Linked DNA regions of Homo sapiens: region 2 is linked to region 1. A link is a contact called in ENCODE Hi-C or POLR2A ChIA-PET data. All regions are on one chromosome and are shown on one strand. Each heading gives the region's core, a stretch centred on a gene start or an enhancer-like site at or near the end of the contact. The rest is flanking DNA. Distances are from core to core; before and after follow the strand shown.

Region 1 (4,452 bases), core at 1,457-3,956:
AGGTATACAACAAATGTTCATTGGAATTAATCTTATGAGAACCAAAGGAGATAAAGACTAAGCCAATTAGCTATAAGAGATAAATCCATAGGCTGACACAGGGCTACAAGAGAAGCCAAGGTGGCTACAAGCAAATTTAGCAGCAACCAAAAGTCATAAGGAAGCTGGTCAGTAAAGAGATGGCAAAAATGTAAAGTCTCATAACATAAAGTGTTAGCAGGGTTGTGAGGAAATTGTGTTCTCACTCAACACCAGTGACAGTGAAAATTGGTACAACCACTTCGAGAGCTTCTGTGATACTTGGTTAAATTGAAGACGCACATAGCCTACAATCCGGCAAATCTACTACTTAGGTGTACTTCCTACAGAAACTTCCAAATGTGTGCACAAGCAGACAAGTACAAAGATATTTATTGCAGGACTGTTTTTAAGAGTCAAAAACTGAAACAAGTTCAAAGTCTATCAACAGGGGAATGTATAAATAAATATGGTATATTCATACAACGCAATTCTATACCAGCAATTAAAATGAATGAACCAAAGATAACACAATCATTCAATTTGTTCATATATAAACCTCAAAATATGATGCTGAGCAAAAAAAAAAAAAGCAAGTTGCAAAAAGGCATGTATATTTTAATGCCATTAAAGTTTAAAAACAAACAATAATATATATTGTGTATGGATTCACCTTGATCAAAGTATAAAATATGCAAAGTAAAGATATACACAAACCTCAACGCAGTGGCTATCTCTAGAAAAGGAGGGGAAGGAACTGAGAGCAATTTTATTTCTTTAAAAAAAAAGAGTATCTGAAGTAAATTTGGCAAAAGATTAAATAATCACGTCTGTAAAATCTGAATCATGGATTGGTTAGCTCCCCCTCTGTATTTGATATCTGAAATATTCCAAAAATTAAAAGAAAAAAAGGAAAATTAGACAATAAGAAAATTGGGCAGAACAAAGACACCAAAACGCAGCCCTTGAGCGCAGAGCACGAAACCTTGAGCAATCGGAGCAGTAGCTGGGTCTCTAAGGGGTTTGAAGTTTCTTACCCTAGGTATCCTTATACTATATCCCATTTTCCTTAGGATAAATCGCAAATTTCTTGCAACAAAAAATGTCCTAACTAGAGTCGTAGTTATAAGGAAAAGGCTCTCTCCGGAGGAGTAAAATCTGTAAAATTTCTACCTTGTTTCCCTCGCCAGGATCTTGGGCAAAATGGAAAGAGATTTAGGTGAATGCCATAAAATACTCTATAAACCATTAAATATCATCAAGAACGCCTAAGGACCGCATCGCCCAGTAGGAGAGTGCATATATTTTGAAAGGTCTCTGCAACTGAGGGGGTTTTGGCGTCCAGGGCGCCACTGGAAAAGGCACGGCGCACTGGTACCAGCCCAAATTCACCTACGTCTCGGCTTCATTTTTTATCTTTGATCCCCCTATTCTGTCTCCTGAACAGGCTGGCTGAAGAGGCCACACTGGCAGCGTCAACACTGCGGAGCAGCTGGCCAGACTCGATCCTGTCCACCCCCCTTCCCATTAGCGTCTGTGGGAGAGAATGCTCAGAAAGAGGCGCGGGGGCGAGGGGAGCGGCGAGGTTACCCCCCTCCTGGGTCCGTTCCGTGGGGACAGGCCCTGGACTGGACTGCCAGTTCACACGAAAACAGGTGGCAACAGAGTCGTGACACGCACACACAGCAAGGGGTGTGCACGAACGTTCACGCTCACCAACGAAACCTGCACACAAGAGATACCCACTCGACAGAATTAAATCCGCACACAAGAGATCACGCACTCAACAGGACCCATGCGCAGACACTCTGCGTCACTCGGAGACACGCAAGGACGCACACTTGCGCGAGCAAGGCTCTAGGCGGGGGTCGCAATTGCAGAAGGCGCGGCCACGCGCGCTAGGGGACGCGCAGCCCACAGACAGGGGCAGTAACACAAAGGGGGGCCACCTGCAAGGCCGAGAGCGCCCACGCAGCCGCCAGGGAGCGCGGACACCGACACAAAAGGGGCGACGAGGCGACACGCGAGCGCCTCCACCCAGCGGAGGTGTCAGCCACGCACCGGCCGAGGCACGGGCAGCGGGGGGTTGCGCACAAAGGGACTACTCACACCCTCGCACCGGCATCCCAGGGCCTCGCTCGCGAAGGGGCACCAGACCAAGGGGGCAAACCCACTGGGGTAGGCAATGGCGGCCACACCCCCTCATCGCGCGGGACCCAACCCATGCAGACACAGTAGGCACCTCAGCGAGGGACGCGAGGAGACGCGCACACACCCACACTCACCACACACCCACGGAGGGGGTGTGGAAGGCCCCGCTCCCCCGGCATCTCGGCTGCAGCGGGACAAGGTGACACATCCGGGAGCCCGGCAGCGCGCCGGGTGTGCACTCACCCGGGCCCGCCGCCCGCGAGCCTCGGACGCGGGCAGCAGCAGCAGCAGCCGCCGCCGCCGCCGCCGCCACCTCCGGCCCTCCACGTCAGCCGACGGCGGGAGGGAGCGGGTGGCGGCGTTGAAGCGAGGTGCGTCACGTGGGCTGGCAGCGCGCGTGCGCAGTCGCACCCCACCGCCCCCTCCTTCGCCGTCGCGAGCCGCGGGATCACGCCCGCCCCCGCGCTCGCTGGCTCCCACCCGGGGAGGGTCGTTGTGCGCCTGCGCCAGGGTGGGGGTTGCCGTCGCGCCTAGGCCTTTCCCTCAGGTTTTCCTCTTCCCCACTGCGGCTCCCCAGTCGGCGCTTGCGCGGAGAACTCAGCGCTGAGGTGGCCGAGGTGTCGGGAGGGGCCTGGGTGGGCGTATGAAGGACCCGAGGTCGAGGGCCCCCCCATACCCCGCCTCGAATGAGAAATAGAAGTCTCCACGAATGGGCAGGGCCCGGGGCCTGGGCGCCGCGACCTAGTAGGCCCGCATGCTGGTGGGCGCCGCGCGAGCCTTGTTCCCTGCCCTCCCCTCCCACAGGGAGGCCACGCTTGCAGAGCTGGAGCGCGCGTCTATCGCCCCAGAACCCCCCTCCCTGCCCTATCCTCCGCCACCCCTTCTGTTGCGGGGCGCGCGCCAGCCTGGGTGTCTGTATGCGCTCGAGGCGGGGGCGCGGGTTGCGGACGGAGGCGCGGGAGGCGGTTCTGCGCGGCGGGGGCCGTACCCGCGGCGGAGCGAGGAGGCGAGAATGGATCAATGGTGCCACGGAGCACATCGCTGACGCTGATTGTGTTCCTTTTCCACAGATTGTCTAAAGCCCCAGGAAAAATGGTGGAAAATTCACCGTCGCCATTGCCAGAAAGAGCGATTTATGGCTTTGTTCTTTTCTTAAGCTCCCAATTTGGCTTCAGTAAGTACTTTCCTGATGGATGGCCAGGGGCTTTTTCTGGCGTTCAGTGACAAGGGAAGAATACATTGGTTAGACTGTGCACACATGAACTGTTGATTCTTTCTCCCTATGTCTCTTTTTAAGAAAATCTGAAGGGATCTCGTGTTTGCTGAGTGTTCCGTGTGCCAGCACTAGCCTAGGAGGTTTTAGTCTCTACAAATATTTATACAGCACCAGACGCGATGGCAAAGTGGATAAAGCCTGGTCCCTGCCCTTAAGGAGGTCGTGGTCTTGTGGAGGAGACAGATGGGTAAATCTACAGTTAATGCTCAGTGTGATGAGTGTCAGGGAGCACGGTGGAGAGACATTGAAACCAGACTGGAAAGTCAAGGCTTTCTACAGAGGCCTTTCCCCCTGGCACTGATGCTGATTAGGAAAGAGTAAGAGGGAGGGAAGAAGTGGAAAGGCCTTGAATGAGGGCGTGAGAGGGTTTGGACCCGAGGAGCTTGTGATGTCACCAGTGTGCCCTGCGGGATCTGGGGAACAGGAGAAGTAGGCCAGAGAAGTCGGGTTGAAAGGTGTGTCGTTTGCGTCCTGGATCTCCCTTAATTTAACCCCATAACATTCCATTTTACAGATAAGGAGACTGATGCTCACTAAGACACTAATATGCCCACTCACACAGCAAGTCCCAAGTCTCTCCCCAAAATGATTTGAGAATTTTGAGGCACACAAAAGGGAGAAAATTGAGTGCCCGTGATCCAACGTTCTGCAACTGTTTGGAAACCAGGAAAGTGGAGGAGTGGTAGTACTTCTGAACCCTAACTAAAATATATCAGCCTGCACCATCAGCACAGCTTGCAGATGAATGTAATGGCCAGGCTATTAAAACTGAAGTGAAGTGAAGAAGTTACAACTGAGTTCGAATTCTGACTCCTCCACAGATTAGCCATGTGAGCTGGGACCCTCAGCAAATTTTTTGAGCCTCAGGTTCCTTATCTGTAAAAGGGTAGTGATAATGATGGTTATTAAATGCTTATGACGCATGAAACAGTTCTATGGGGTAGGTTCTGTTATTACTGTCCTTTAAAGATGAGCATCCTGTGGTTTCAGTAACTTGCTCAAGATTG
Region 2 (4,214 bases), core at 1-2,500, 940 kb after region 1:
AGTAACTTTTTTTTTTTTTTCATACGGAGTCTCGCTCTGTCTCCCAGTCTGGAGTGCAGTGGCGCGATCTCGGCTCACTGCCTCCCAGGTTCAAGCGTTTCTCCTGCCTCGGCCTCCCAAAGTGCTGGCATTACAGGCGTGAGCCACTGCGCCCTCCTGTAATTTTCTTCAGTAGTAGTTAGAATAAGCAATCTCTTGATCCCCGCCCCTCTCCTTAAGGAAGATGCTTTTAAGACCACACGCACGTATTTTATAACAAACATAAGCTCCCCGGGCGGGGGTGGGGGAACGAGAAGGCTCGCTTCCTTTTTGCCAGAGCCTATCAAAGCTCTGCATTACACAAATTGTCAAGTCCACCAAGGGCAAGCGCGCGCTAATCCTGTTTTAGCGATTCATTTCCTTTCCCGAGCAAATGCCTCCGGGCATCTATGAATGCGCCCTTTCAAGGAAAGCGAAAGCCCAAAGCGAGCGGAGACCGTTTCTTTGCAGAGAAAATGTTTCTCGCGTTGGAAGGAAAGCTGATGAACTCTAGCAGGGCGTTGCCCCCTCCCAGGAGGCCAGTTTTCCTGCACACAACAGCGGCTGACAGTTCGGGGAGGGCCCCGGGCCGCGCACAGGCCCTCACAGGCCGGCGGGCGGGGCGCGCTGTTTGTCGCCCGGGCCCGCCTGGGGCTCAGCGAATCACGGAAAGCGAAAACCGCCTCGCGGGAGGCGTGGGCTGAGCGCATCCCTAGGGGTCGGCGCCACCCTCCTCGGTCACTCAAGTGGACGGGTGGGGAGCCTGCGGCTGGCCACCTCCGCACCCTCGGAGCGCTCCAGGGGGCCCCAACCCAAGCCCTGCACCTACTCTTGAAGGCGACGGCCGCGTTGTTGACCAGTACGTTGAGCCCCCCGTACTCCTTGCGCAGGAAGTCGCGCAGGGCGCGGATGCTCTGCAAGTCGTCGATGTCCAGTTGGTGGAAGCGCGGGCTCAGGCCCTCCGCCTGCAGCTGCTGCACGGCCGCCTGGCCCCGCGCCACGTCCCGCGCGGTGAGCACCACATCCCCAGAGAACTGTCGGCACAGTTCGCGCGCGATGGCCAAGCCGATGCCCCTGTTGGCCCCGGTCACCAGCGCCACGCGGCTGCAGGACGACATGGCTGAGCGGGGAGCGCGGGGCACCTGCGTGGAGGGCGGACCGGGCTTCGGACCACCTGGGGCGCGCCCCGAGGAGCCCAGCTAGTGTCAATGCCGCCGCGCAGACTAAGTTCTGGGATCCAGTGCTGCGAGTCTTAAAGAAAAAGGCCCCGGCTCCGGTCCCTCCCCTCCGAGGAGGGGCCGTCTGTGCCCTCTGTTCCAACTCCCGGGCCCGCCCCCTGCCCACGCTGCGCCCTTCAGGATCCGGGCTCTGAGCCGCGGGGTGATCTGCGAGGTGTCCGAAGCCAAATCGGACCTTGATGGGTCAGTCGGGGGCTCCAGATTCTTGGCAACTGGACTGAAGAAATTATTTTGGGAAAACCCCAAAGTGAGAAAAACAAGTGCTGAGTAATTTTCTTGGGTGTGCGCCCATCATGCACTGCAAAATGCGAATGTTTGCTTTTTCCTAAGATGCAGTGACTTACTTAGACACAGTAACTGCTTCTCTGGACATAGGTTGCCTTGCTTGCTTAAAAGGAACTCAAGAGAGGGAACTAGATGCCCTGTGAGCGCACTTAGCAGGTGTGGGCAGGCGACATCGCTCTGGGATTCCCAGTGAATGTGCCCCCAAGTGGGAGGGAATGTTTTTATTTAATCCTACCTAACTCCTACGGGTGCTAAAAGTGTCTGCATTTAGGTTTGTCCAGGGAGGATATAGATCTATAAAGATCTGGATTGATCATATGTTCTCACAGATCTGTGTACCGGCAAAGAAAGTTAAACCAAATTCCCAAAGGTGTGTCAAGCTGTGGGCACAAAATTAGAGTCTCATCCATCGTCTTCAGTGTAAACTGAGTTGTTTGATCAGTGACTTTGAGATTTGGGGAGAACCATGACATCATCACGACTCAGCCTTTTCCATGCAGAGCTGGCTAACCCGCCTGTGTCTCTGTTACTCTGACTCTACCTTCTCTCTCAAGTCCTTACTTGAGGTTCCGGAGGTGGGCCCCTGCTGTGATCTCCTACTGTGCCTCCCCCAGTATTTCCTTCTTTTTTCTCCTAAAGATCATTTGGTCCGGGCGCGGTGGCTCACACCTGTAATCCCAGCACTTTGGGAGGCTGAGGCGGGTGGATTACGCGGTCAGGAGTTCAAGACCAGCCTGACCAACATGGTGAAACCCCCATCTCTACTAAAAATACAAAAATTACCTGGGTGTGGTGGCACGTGCCTGTAATCCCAGCTACTTAGGAGGCTGAGGCAGGAGAACTGCTTGAACCCGGGAGGCGGAGGTTGCAGTAAACCGAGATTGCACCACTGCACTCCAACCTGTGCAACAGAGTGAGACTTTTCAAAAAAAAAAAAAAAGATCATTTGGAACCTTGTTTTAAGGATATGGGGCTATTTAGGCTTTCTATTTCTGTTTTTTTTTTTTTTTTTTTTTTTTTTAATAGGGTCTTCTCTGTCGCCCAGGCTGGAGTGCAGTGCTGCAGTCGTGGCTCACTGTAGCGTCAGTCTCCTGAGCTCAGGTGATCCTCCCCTTTAGCCTCCCTAGTAGCTGGGACTACAAGTGTGCCACAGTCATGCCTGGATAATTTTTTTTTTTTTTTTTTTTTTGAGACGGAGTTTTGCTCTGTCACCCAGGCTGGAGTGCAGTGGCACGATCTTGGCTCACTGCAACCTCCGAATCCTGGGTTCCAACGATTCTCCTGCCTCAGGCTCCTGAGTAGCTGGGATTACAGGCGCTGCCACTACACCCAGCTAATTTTTGTATTTTTAGTAGATACAGGGTTTCACCATGTTGGCCAGGCTGGTCTCGAACTCCTGACCTCGTGATCCACCCGCCTTGGCCTCCCAAAGTGCTGGGATTACAGGCGTGAGCCACCACACCCGGCCTGCCTGGATAATTTTTTATTTTATTTTATTTTTATTTGTTTTTAGAGATGGGAGTCTCACTGTGTTGCTCAGACTGGTTGAACTCCTGGGCTACATCGATTCTCCCTCCTTGGCCTCTCAAAGTGCTGGTATTACAGGCTTGTGTCACCGTGCCTGGCCTAGTTCTTCTTGAGTGACCTTAATTTCTGTTTTTCATAATTTTATTTTTTTAAATAAAGCATTGATCCTGTTTTATCATTTGGCAGGAAAACTAGACAATCCACCAGCCCAGGAGGGGACAAGCAGGCTTATTCCTCCTCCTCGTCATCTCTGGCTCCAGCCCCACCCTGGCCCTTGCTGGCATTCTTCCTCTTCACGTGGCTGGGGTTGGCCACCCCAATAGGGAAGCAGAGGGAGAAGTCAATGTGCTTCTGGGAATCCAGGCGGACAGTGAAGAACAGGATATTTACCACCTGCTCACGGACACGGATATGACACTGTTGAATCAGCACATGAGCGTGGCGGATGGACTTAGCCAAGCCAAGCTTGAAGACCTGGGTCTGTAGGAATCTCTAAGAAATCATTGATCTTCAGGCCCAGGATGTAATCCAGCTTCATCTTGCCCTCATCCAGCACCCCAGTGCGGACCAGCCACTGCAGCAGGGCAATGCCTTCGAACAGACGCCGTGGGTCCTTCTCATCAAGCGTCAGCAGCTCCCGGGCGGCCTTATGGATCTTGACCAGGGTAAATTTGACCCTCCAGACCTCACATTTGTTCTGGAGCCCATACTCACCAATCAGCTTTAGCTTTTGGTCGAGATGAGGTTTCTCGAAGGGTCTCTGCAGGGTCACATAAGTTTGGCAACAAACCCAGCTCTGGGCCGCTGGCATGTTGGCTCCACTTGCCCGTCTATGCCTAAGCACAGGCCCTGGTCACTGAGAAAGAGCTCAAATTTTTTATATATTTCATCTAAGGTGTTGATTCTATTGATACCCTTATCCTTTTAACATGCCCTTATCCTTTTAATGTTGGTAATGATGCTACCTGTCATTTCTGAGACTGGTTTGTGTCTTTCGTGTTTTTTTCTGATCTGTCTGGCTAGAGGTTTACCAATTGATTTGATTTTCCTCAAACTTCTGGTTACAATGATTCTCTCTCTCTCTCTTTTCCTGATTATATTAATTTCTGTTCTGATCTTTGTTTCCTTTCTTCTGCTTACTGGATT

The links. A loop is a pair of places that touch in the nucleus more often than their neighbours do. ChIA-PET counts read pairs that join two places held with the same protein, here RNA polymerase II (POLR2A). Pooled maps may share reads with other maps.
Region 2: a pooled map shows a loop between it and region 1 (4-fold over the local background). The contact joins the promoter of CBR3 here to the promoter of PIGP in region 1. A Hi-C loop is called at or near these places in 6 of 50 pooled maps. POLR2A ChIA-PET finds 5 or more read pairs at or near these places in 3 of 52 experiments (H1, SK-N-SH and activated CD8-positive, alpha-beta memory T cell).

What each region holds. Positions count from the first base shown.
Region 1 is chr21:37,071,325-37,075,776 of GRCh38, reverse strand. It overlaps PIGP (phosphatidylinositol glycan anchor biosynthesis class P), which reads left to right and starts at 2,706. Exons shown (of 5, transcript NM_153682.3): 1 at 2,706-2,777; 2 at 3,240-3,343. The coding sequence starts at 3,262. It overlaps TTC3 (tetratricopeptide repeat domain 3), which reads right to left and starts at 2,523. Exons shown (of 46, transcript NM_001330683.2): 1 at 2,304-2,523. RefSeq lists silencers at 2,116-2,175, 2,396-2,715, 2,956-3,235 and an enhancer at 2,514-2,808.
Region 2 is chr21:36,132,115-36,136,328 of GRCh38, reverse strand. It overlaps CBR3 (carbonyl reductase 3), which reads right to left and starts at 1,250. Exons shown (of 3, transcript NM_001236.4): 1 at 848-1,250. The coding sequence starts at 1,136. It overlaps CBR3-AS1 (CBR3 antisense RNA 1), which reads left to right. Exons shown (of 3, transcript NR_038893.1): 3 at 3,255-4,214. It also overlaps the pseudogene RPS9P1. RefSeq lists enhancers at 276-445, 281-1,087, 1,088-1,895 and silencers at 596-765, 1,196-1,265.